Regions from separate parts of the Homo sapiens genome. Here region 1 is linked to region 2. Evidence: read pairs that join two places in POLR2A ChIA-PET (ENCODE). Cell type or tissue: PC-9. All regions are shown on one strand. Each heading gives the region's core, and the rest is flanking DNA. Links, peaks and the distances in the headings are about the cores only.

Region 1 (5,394 bases), core at 107-5,106, 52 kb before region 2:
TTTGCTCAGGGGCAAAGTACAGATCTGGTCCTTTACTTTACCTCCTTACTAAAGGAGGTCCGGGGCCACCAGGCAGAGACATTTTATGTGTAGCTCCTTGCTCATCACCTGGTCTAGAAATGCCCAGCACTGCCTGCCACTGGAGCCAGAAAATGTATCTGAGTATGGTTCAAAGAATAATTGCTGTGTGATTAAAGACACGCTCAGAACAGTGAGATCCTTCCTTATCAGTGCTATTTAAATAGAATTACAGATATTTCTATTTGTCTTAAAGAAAACATGAATAATGATTTTTCCCTCTCTTTATTTGACACAGGAAACCAAAATAGACTGTGTCCAAGTGGCCACAAAAGGTAGGTTGAAATTGTGGGATATTCTCCTAATTAATGTTCCTTAAAAGTTTATTTTAACCTATGTTTCAAAACTTTTTGAACTGGAACTTAATTGAAAATAAAATGTGTGTATTATATATACATATATATATATGCATGAATGCATGTATGTATTAGGATCTGATGGTAATTAACATTGACTGACTGGAACTCATATAGATACTTTTTAAAATAAGAAGCTATATTTCTGTGTTCCAAGCAGTTTTCAATAGTTACCTTTTTCAGATTTTTTCAAATGACTTTAATTTTTATATGATCTCAGTACACGTTTTTTAATCCATAGTGTCATGCCTGGTAGTACCACATCTAGTGAATCTTCATATGCAAAGGAATAAAATATCACCCACTATTTTTAAGTAGTTCTCTAGTTATAATAGCAGTAGAAAGTGGAGTCTACGCGGGCTTTTTTCACTGGTGGTGCGTGTCTCTCTGAACCTAGTAACCAGGTTATGTTGCTGTGGAGCATCTATTTCCCAAGCCTGGTTAAAACTCTCTGAGAGAATGTGATAGAGGATGAGCTGCAAAAGTGGGTAGGGCGAGTTACCCTGAGCTCCCCCAGCATCTCCTGCAGAAGCAAGTGCAGACGTGTGTTTGTGAACATGAGCTGTCATCTGGTCAACTTGACAGTGTTGTTTTAACCGTCACATACAGAAATGTATAAGAAATGCTTTGAGAAATTTAAAATGTCGTCTTAAAATGAGGCAATATAAATTAACACTCAAAGTCAAATACAATCATTTAGATCATTGGAGTAACCATGAATACAGTGGGAAGTTCTGTATGATTTAATTTAGAGACGATGGTAAAAACACATCATTAGGTCTGTAGCAGAAGATTTAATCAGGTCATACTTGATGAGTTGTGTTGGATAAAATAACTTTTTGTTGTTGTTTAACTCTCAGGTGAACATAGTTTGAATATACCATGATGTACATGTGCATTTTCAAAATTCTCACTGAATTCTTATTTTGTGAACTTACATGACTCTTTTAGTCAGTGTTAGCTCAACAAATATTTCTTGGTTGCATGTTTTGTGCCAGGCATTGTGTGAGGTACTCACCTCATTTGTATCTTGTTTGTCCTCATAGGCTTGTAGTTCTATATCCAAAAATCTATTTATACTAATTTTAAAACACTCAATTTTTATATCATATTGTACCTAAGTGACTTTATGTATAGAAATAAATTGATATTTACTGAAATTATAGCTGCTTATGTGTTTCATAAACTGCCGTATGCTATCAGCTATTAATTATTACAGGACGATGAAGCCCTTGAACCAGGTATCCATTGATGCTCTTAGATCTCAAGATTATGGTCCATACTCAACAACAGGAATTTCAAAATACTGCTGTATTACATTTCACTTACACTTAAGGTCTGAAAAAGTAAATCCTGTTCCAGGGCCCCTAGTTTATAATGCTTAACGTTTAACGTCACAGCTGAAAGTTTTGAAATCTCTTTCATGCGTGTGTTCTCATTTATTTCTTCATTACTATGAAAAGGGAAACAGGTACTGCTATTCTTATTTTTAAGATGAGGAAAAGGTGTATTTTTGGAGACGAATTGACTCACCAAGGTGACTCAGCTGATAATCTGGGGGTCAAGGCCTGCACTCCTAGCCCCAGTGTTTCTTTCACCATTGCTCATGGCTCGTCACCCAGCAGCACCTCTGGCCAGTGACAGTATTGTGTAGTGTAAGCATCAGACCTCCTCTTGGTGAGGATTGAGTCACTGCCCAATTTACTGTGAAAACAACAAAATATCTGTCATCATGCTCATTTACATAGTTAAATAATTATATAAATAACACACTAGTAAATGTGGAAACCTGACAAGTTTGCTGTTTTCACAATAGATTGAATTAGATAGTGATTTGGATCATTTTCTTCCATCAGCTAGATTTCATCAATATTGTAATTTGTTTTTCAATTCACCAAAGGATGATTAAGCAATCAGATGACCTGATTGACTAAATATTCCCCACTCCTATTTTCTGAGTCATTTGCAAACATTTACACAGCAACAAACTCTATCCAAAGAACCTCTTTTGGGGAAAGAGGGACACATTTTAATATTTCCTGCATAACATTGTCATTCTGTTTCATAAAATCACAGCACAAGAGGAAACCTTGGAAGATATTCTCCCTCCAGGCAAAACTACACTGTTTTGTGCTATTTTATTAAGTTCTACATGGACGGATTCATCAACCCTCCTTTCAGCACAGTGTAATGTTTCACCACCTTTTAGTCAGAAAATGTGTCCCTATTGATACTAGAAATTCTCTTGCAACATGGGAAGCCATTCCATCTTGACTACATAGTCAAAACAGAGAAATAGGAAGATCTAATAACTGTTGATACCACAGAGTAAAGATGTTTAAAATGTAGAAGAGTTCAAACATCCTGAGTGTGTGTTGCCACATACTGCTCACAGTGCGATGGCTTAATTGAGTTTTCAGATACAGAATTGCTTTCCTAAGCAACATTTTGAATGTACAAAGATTTCAATGTTCTCCTGAAACAACTGTTGACAAGTATCTTTATAGAGAAAGTATGGAGGTGGATTTGTTTTCACTAAGAGCTAGCTTATAATTTAAAGTAAGGGTATGTCTCTTAAAAATATATTTCATACTATTTATAAATTTAATGCAGTGATTATTTTAATCATATTCCAAAGACATATTTTGACACTCATCATCTTAAATATAAACTTCATAAAAGTTAGACAGGAAAAAACCTAAGCTGTATTATTATATATCTCCATACGTGTGGGGGATTGCCTATATTTTTATGCATCCTCTTCGTTTATGCACCTAGATGAATTTCCTATAGGTACAAGTTAACTATAGGCAAACTCATCACAGAATATTCTCTCTTGAGTTAAAAGATAAAGACACCATAAACCAGGGTATACGTGATGTTTATGTGTTACCTGCCCAATTCAAGGGATTGTTTTTAATTGTATAGTGGAGTGAATAGAGTAGCTTTTAAATATTTCTTAAAATCTATGAAATTGTATTTTTCATTAACATTCACATTTTTATAGTTGGATTTTTTTATGACCATTTGGTCCAACTGTGTTTTAGTGATTAGTGTATGTGTTTTCTTTAGCTTTTATATTCACCATGGTGGTCTCATGGTAACTAGTAGGGTGGAAACTCTTTGCAGCTAGTTTTAGAAGGCTTCATTGATGATCAATTCTAAACTTGTAGGGTACACTAAAAAATCCAAATGTGTTATTAGTAAGTTAATTTCTTATATTGAATGAGGTCTATTCATTCTAATTGATGTAACAATCAGTTTAAAGTATGCACATTATATTAATCTTCCATAAAATAAGATTTTTTCATAATATGTTAGCACCGCATGTTTGTCCTTGGCAGTATAGCCATTTGGGAGCTTTCCTGTTGTTCATTTAAAAATTATTTGAGTGCCTCCTTGATTTATAAAAGTGCTTTGGGGTTTTTTTGGGTTTTGATATATGGGGAGCAGTCATATATGTTAATTTGATCCTCTCCTTGCTGTTATTTGACTATTGTCTAGCTCAAGCTTGTACAACCCATGGCCCTTGGGCCACATGCAGCCCCGGATGGCTTTGAATGCTTCCCAGCACGAATTTTTAAGCTTTCTTAAATCATTATGAGATTTGGCTGGGCATGGTGGCTCACGCCTGTAATCCCAGCACTTTGGGAGGCTGAAACAAGAGGACCACCTGAGGTCAGGAGTTCAAGACCAGCCTGGCCAACATGGCGAAACCCCGTCTCTACTAAAAATACAAAAATTAGCCGGGCGCAGTGGTGGGTGCCTTTAATCCCAGCTACTTTCAAGGCTGAGGCAGGAGAATCACTTGACCCCGGGAGGCAGAGGTTGCAGTGAGCTGAGATTGCACCATTGCATTCCAGACCAGAAGACAGAGTGACATTCCATCTCAAAAAAAAAAAAATATATATATATATATATATATGAGATTTATACATGGGCTTTTTTTTTTAAGCTCATCAGCTGTTGTTAGTGTATTTTACATGTGGCCCAAGACACTTCTTCTTCTTCCAGGGTGGCCCAGGGAAGTCAAAAGATTGGACACCCCTGGTCTAGCTAGAAGTCAAAGCAAAAACTTCACGTAAACACATGCTGAATTATTTTCCAAAACTATTAGAAAAATCAGACTGTAAGCCTTAAACAAAAAGAAAACAAAGCATTTTTCAATGTTATATTTTAAGGGACTTTTTCATGAAAAAGTTATTCATTTCACTGTTTTTGTAAGTAACATTTTATTTAAGTTAAATTTGTAATGGAATGTGAATATGGCTTATTGGAAGACCTTGAGGAAACTTTGAAGGATTTCCATTGTCCTGATATAATTTCTAGATTCAGAAATTTGAATGTTTCTTTTTTTAATCACTAAGCTTTTTGAGAAGTTTCTACAGACTGTTTTTCTGTTCACTGTTTTGTTCAATGAAATACCATCCTTTGTAGGCCATAATGGTACAGAATGAAAGAGCGCTGATAAAAGAACTGAAAAGAATGTCTGTTGAGATGTAAAGCTAATTAAGATTCCGTTTAATTTCTCATATTCTCTACATGAGAAAACCAATTATATAGCAAGACCACTCATATATGCTAATCTGCTGTTATTTAGGCTTTGGATTTTGAAATAGGAACATTAACATTCATCGTTCAGCATTTTATAGAGAAAATGTACTTTTTTCATGTCTGAAATAGTCTTTATAATGTACATCATGAGTATATTAAGGCCCCCTGAGAAGTTCCTAAAGAAAAGAATCCGGAAAAACCCTATGCTTTCCAAATTTATTTGATCCGAATTCATTTTTTAAGGAACACTGGAGTCATGCAAAATGCAGTTAGGTAAATGCTGGCTCAACAAGCTTCCAGGAGATCCCGCTGCACGTAACTGAGATGACCATTTAGAAGTCTGATCCACAGGGACCTTACATTTATCAGCACCAGATATTGTCTTCAAAGTGTAGGATTGGAATTT
Region 2 (5,394 bases), core at 174-5,173:
GTAGCCTTTCCATTCAGGGTATTCTTGTGGCTGTCTGTGAACTAGAAACTCACAGAGGGCAGGAGCCATGGCTTGATCATGTTTGTCTCTCCCATTCCTAAAGCAGACTAAGCACATGATAAATGTTTATTGATCCACTGCAGAAATGAGTGAATAAACGCAGATCCTATCTATGGGAGTGCCTTGGTGCCTTGCCTACTGTGTGGTTTCTCCTCCCAGCTCTGAGAAGTGGCTTGGCGGACTCCAACCTATGCGCTTTACGTCATTACTGAGGCAAGGAACAAGTCATACTCTTGCTTCCCACTTCTCCCTGCAACCCGCTTTCCCTGGGCTGCAGCCTCTTTTCTGTAATTGAAGTCACCTTGAAGAAGACCATGCCCAGAGCATAGAATTTTGCCTCTCTCCCCATGTGAGGACCATATATGTTTATATTTATTATGTGTGACATCTGTAAGGAACCTATTACAGAGCCCTTCCTTCCTTCAAACAAGTTTATTAACCAGCAGAGATAATAATGACCAAATGAAAAATAAAAGCCAGATTTACCTTGCATAATCTAAATTAATAATAACACATCCATGAACAAATGTCTTGCCACTTGTATTATTTATTACTTATTTGGTGATGATGATGACAGCTAATATATATTAAGTGTTAAGCATCTGCCTCTTACTAAGCCCTGCTGTAAGCTTTTTACGAGTATTATCACTGTTTCGCTTTGTAATGACTCTGTAGCACATATTCTGTTGTCCTGTTTTACACTCAAGGAAACCAAGACTGAGCAAACTAAGTTGCTTAAAGTTGCATGGTCAGTAAGCAACTGAACCAAGGGGTAAAGCCAGGCTGCTGGTCTCCAGAGCTTCCACTCTGAGCCATTATGATACTTTGGTTGAAATAAAATAGACCTAGGCAAAGATAGACACAAGATCTACCTGTTGAGCTGGAAAGAAAGCAGCTGAAAATTCTGTGACTTGAATTATTATGATACTCATATCTCTCCCTTCACCCAGTTAATAAAAGAAGCACCCTGCAAAGCCAAGTGTGCAGGCTCTAAGCTACTCTTGGACACAGGCTCTGCTCACTTAAGGTCAGGAAGCAGAGAGGAGACCTGGGTGCCTCTGGCTCCTTTGGAAGCTCCTTTAGCATATGAAGCATCTAAGTAGGCTTGAAATATGCCACAAATGAATGGTCATCTTCACGCACCAATAGTTTTCAAGCCTCCATGGTATGTGTGCATGTTGTAAAATCCACATTGGTGCAGCAGCCTGTCTTACCCACATGCGGTGACTCTTTCCCTCCTCCTATCTGGTACCACATGGCATTAGGCCAGAGACTCCCACAAACAAAGCCTGTTGTTGCTTTGTGTACACTTCATTGTCACAGGGGACCAGGCTCCACACTTCTCAGCATCACTCTTAGTGGTTTGGCTCACCTTGGTGACTCAGGAGTCACAGTTAACATCATTTCCAACCCACAGCAAAGACTGGGACTTGAAATTTCTTCTGTGTTCTTATTACTTCTTCCATTGTCACTTGTTAGATTCTGAGAGAAGCAAATAAGGCTGCCCGTCTGTGGATGGAGCAGGCTCCAGCGCCCTTTTCATTGTAGTTGTACCTCTGAGGACTAATGAGGAGTCACTTGCTTGTGTTCTTGGAAGCATCTGTGGTCCAAAGGCAGGAATTCTCAACTCTGGACTGAAAAGATGCCATGCAGCAGGAGGAATTGCACTTTAGCAAGTGAAATATTGTGGGCTTGTGAACCCTTCCTTCAGAAACAGACACGGTTAGTATGTGGCTCTGATATGGGAGCAGTTGGTGAAGATGAATGTGATACAGCAGTTCCTGTTCTTTGCCCCTGATGATGCAGTGTGGCACCTGATGCTGAGATAAGTATTATCTTCCAGCGATGTCGCGAAGTGGCATGTTAAGCCTTTATGGTGATTTGTTGCACCTTGCCATTTTGGCTGGCATTAGAGCTCTAAACTCATTTTCTTCCCAGCTTTCTGCCCTTGCTTGTGTATTCCCAGTGGTATTTCTCATTAGCATTATCTTCTGTTAAGCAGGAAATGGTCTCTGCTTCTCAACCCTGGACAATGCTGAGTATGTTTCTAGCGCTCAGTTAAAAATATTTACTGGCATTAGTATGCCTTTTTTCATGTATTTCAATATTATTTTACTTTACGACAGTATTAGTATTAGTCTGAAAAGTAGTTCCTGAAAGTTGTTAAGTATTTTTACATAAATTTGACAAGGACGTATTTTCATTTTTAATCACAGCTAATCTTAGTTTTATACCAAACCATTTGGTTTTCACATTAAACCTTGCAGCTCCAGACCACTTTATAGCCAAACCAAGTAATAGGAAACTGGCAGGGCCTTATAACATCGTTTGTAATTGTTACAAAATATGCTTTGAAATATCATCATAAATATGTAAAATTAAAGTTAGCAAAAATAAGTGTATAGACTACATTTGGAGCCTGTGATACCCCTGATTTTAATTTTTTTCTCTCTCTCACTAGCAAATTTGCTAAATTTGTTAATTTGTAGACTGTTTCTTCTTAATTTGTGAGAAAAATAAGTTAGTTCCATATTCACTTTTCTTAAAATAACTGTTTTCTAAAGTTCTGTTTATAAGTGGAATCAACACTAAATTATTTGTGTTACTAGAGGAGAAAAGAGATCCAACTAAAACAATAGATAATCACAAATTGTTTAGATACTAAAAAAGTGCTGAATTTTGTGGAACAAAGCTGATTTATGGACCATCTACTCCTTTCTTACTATAAATTGTATGGAGCAGGATTTAACCATCTCAAACCTACATAGTGACAAGTATCTTTGCAATGGAATGCCCCTCACTGGGCCTTATCATGGTGTGTTCACACCTTTACTTATAGCACAGACTCCATGCCATGGTAGATAGTTTATGAAGACGAGTTTTTGCTCACCCATAATCCAGATTCACTATAATATTATGCATGTAAGTTCTGCCTAGACTCAATGGAAGAAGTTAAATTAAATATATTGCCTTCCTGTTTGACTTTGGAATTAAATTTCTCTATAAATATCTTATCACGCTCCTAGGAGATAGTTTCCTTAGATAAAGAAATCTTGTGAGTGAAAGGAAGGAAAATGAAGGTGGAAAAGGATAAATGTCATCGATATAGCACAATGAGAAACACCACACCTAGCAAGAAGAGACCCGAGTCCTATTTTCTCCAACCATTGTATATTCATTTTCTTTCTCTTCCGCTCGAAAAGTGAATTTAAAAGGTCCTATAGCAGTATATCACAGACACATGTTAACAAATGGCTGCCCAAAAAGTTACATCTTCAAAAATACCATGTTGATTTGGGCAAAAAAAAAAAAAATGCTTATCAAATTAGTAAGACAAAACCTTTTGCTTTTTGTGGCAGCAGTTGTGGGGGTGAAGGAAAATAAAAATAATAAGTCTAAAAGTAATAGGTCTACTTCCCCTGTTGCCGAGTACACTCTCTGAACACTTCATAAAGTGTACCTCCATGTAGCCTTTTCAGATAGCAGTGATTTAGACATAGAAACAACATTATCAGTAACAAGGAAGAAAAAAACCTTAATTGTCTAATTGATGGCTATTATGAGATTCCGTATAATTCATGGAATTGGTAAGAATTTCACCCAAGGCAAGAATTTAGCATGGTGTATGCGTGTACTTTTATTTAGTCTTCAGGAATCACATGGATTGATTGCTGATGAGACTATTTTTTAACTACCAAGCATATATATTCATATATGCTCAATGGATACAAATTTTCCAAGATGTTATTTTTTTCTTAATGTTGGGTCCATTTTTTCTTCTGTAAGTACTCATTTCTGAAACAACAGTGTAAGTAATTTGGAAACATGATTTAGTATGCAAGTATTCACTTTACACTCCTGTCTTTTGGAATGCATTTGATGCACATATTTGTTCAAACTAAATAAGGCAAAGAATTTAAAGAGCTAGAAAGAGTCTTGGAGTTCATCTCTTGCTAACCTCTCATTTTATAGATGAAAAAACAGAAACCCAGATAGGTTCGATGCTTCTGTTGGGTGAGGGGAAAACCCACAGCTGTGAATCCTAATTTACAGTTTCTGCACACATTTCTTTAATGTGACTTTTTTGATGACTGCTTAACAGAGTGATGTCAGCTATGCTAAAGTCCTGACATGTCAGTGACAATACAAGGACCACACGATGAATTTGAGGATATCTGTATTTTTCTGGTACAGCTAGGTGGGCTCTTTTAAGACAGAAGTCTTAATCTGTGAGAGCCTCCCGAAATCTAGAGAAAGTTCTCAGCCAAGAAAAGGTCCCGGTGTGATTGATGGCTGTGCTGGCCGCACAGTTATAGTCAGTTACAGTCCTTGCTCCTTCAAACTATCAAGCAGTAAATTTGTAAATGAGCTGAGCGTTTGTTGTTATTAAAGCTTCATTTTACCATTCTCTCTGTGCAACAAGCACTTAACATTGTACTTGCTCAAGGGTTAAAAAAAAAAAAAAAAGCATCCCTAAATTATATATAGGTAGTCTTGGGCCTATAGGTAATCTCTTTGGGGCTTTTAAAAGAAATATACAAAGATTTTCCTACCTTTCTGTGTATTCTTACAAATAAATGTTAAGACTCATGGCCTGGGGAAGGAGGAGAAACTCATTAAGGGAGCAAATTGCAGGGAGATTCCTGAAGAATCAGTCTCTGAGCCAGTCCAGGCACTTTAATTTTGTCTGGCCCTGGCATTATTATTGTAACTGAGTAGAAGGCCATGAGATCATAGCCTCTCCATAGCTCCCGATAGCCATCAAAGGTGACTGGCTTCTATTACTTTTGAAGTGACAACCACATTTGAAGATGGTATAGACTGACCACTGATTGTCAAAACTAGTCCAAAATAAAACCATTCATCCATACTTACTTCTGCCACATAACTTGCAGATGCCCTGCAGCAAAAATAAATTAGCTCTAAATTTTCTGTTGAGCACAGTCTTCCGATGGGGCCTCTGTGTGAATGTTCTTCAGTCATTTTGCTGAGGGCTAAGAGATGAGGGTAAGACCCTTGGGCTATAGGAGTAGCTAAAAACTGAAATATTCCCAAGGAAAGATTCTACATTAGATTCATGGATAATTAAGGCAAAACACAAATCTCATTCATTCTGGACCTAAATAACCTTTTCCTGCTAGAGAACTTTTTTTAAAAAGTTGCAGTGTTTACTGTCTGAGGAAGGCTTATAAAGGTTATGCTTCTTGCATCCAGAATGTGCAGAAATTCTACAGCTATAAATGTCTCAGCAGCAAATGGGCTGTGTGGCATGCTACAGCCACAGCCTGCTAGGTAATTTACGTTGCTCAGGGACTGTAGTTTTTCAATAGATTG

The links. ChIA-PET counts read pairs that join two places held together with the same protein. Peaks named below come from ENCODE experiments on the same cell type or tissue, not always from the same donor. Only the 100,000 strongest peaks of a DNase experiment are listed, where the experiment ranks them.
Region 1: POLR2A ChIA-PET joins it to region 2 with 5 read pairs; 3 of 35 experiments call an interaction of 5 or more read pairs at or near these places.

The regions. Positions count from the first base shown.
Region 1 is chr18:8,114,475-8,119,868 of GRCh38, forward strand. PTPRM (protein tyrosine phosphatase receptor type M) reads left to right here. Exons shown (of 33, transcript NM_001105244.2): 13 at 317-353. Among named protein-coding and RNA genes, the nearest start is that of RAB12, 490 kb to the right of the region's middle. In PC-9, for the core only: no CTCF peak of the experiment used is centred there; DNase peaks (open chromatin) are centred at 2,037, 2,367 and 2,677; H3K4me3 peaks cover 898 bases; H3K27ac peaks cover 3,601 bases.
Region 2 is chr18:8,165,985-8,171,378 of GRCh38, forward strand. All of the region lies in intron 14 of PTPRM (protein tyrosine phosphatase receptor type M), which reads left to right. Among named protein-coding and RNA genes, the nearest start is that of RAB12, 440 kb to the right of the region's middle. In PC-9, for the core only: no CTCF peak of the experiment used is centred there; no DNase peak of the experiment used is centred there.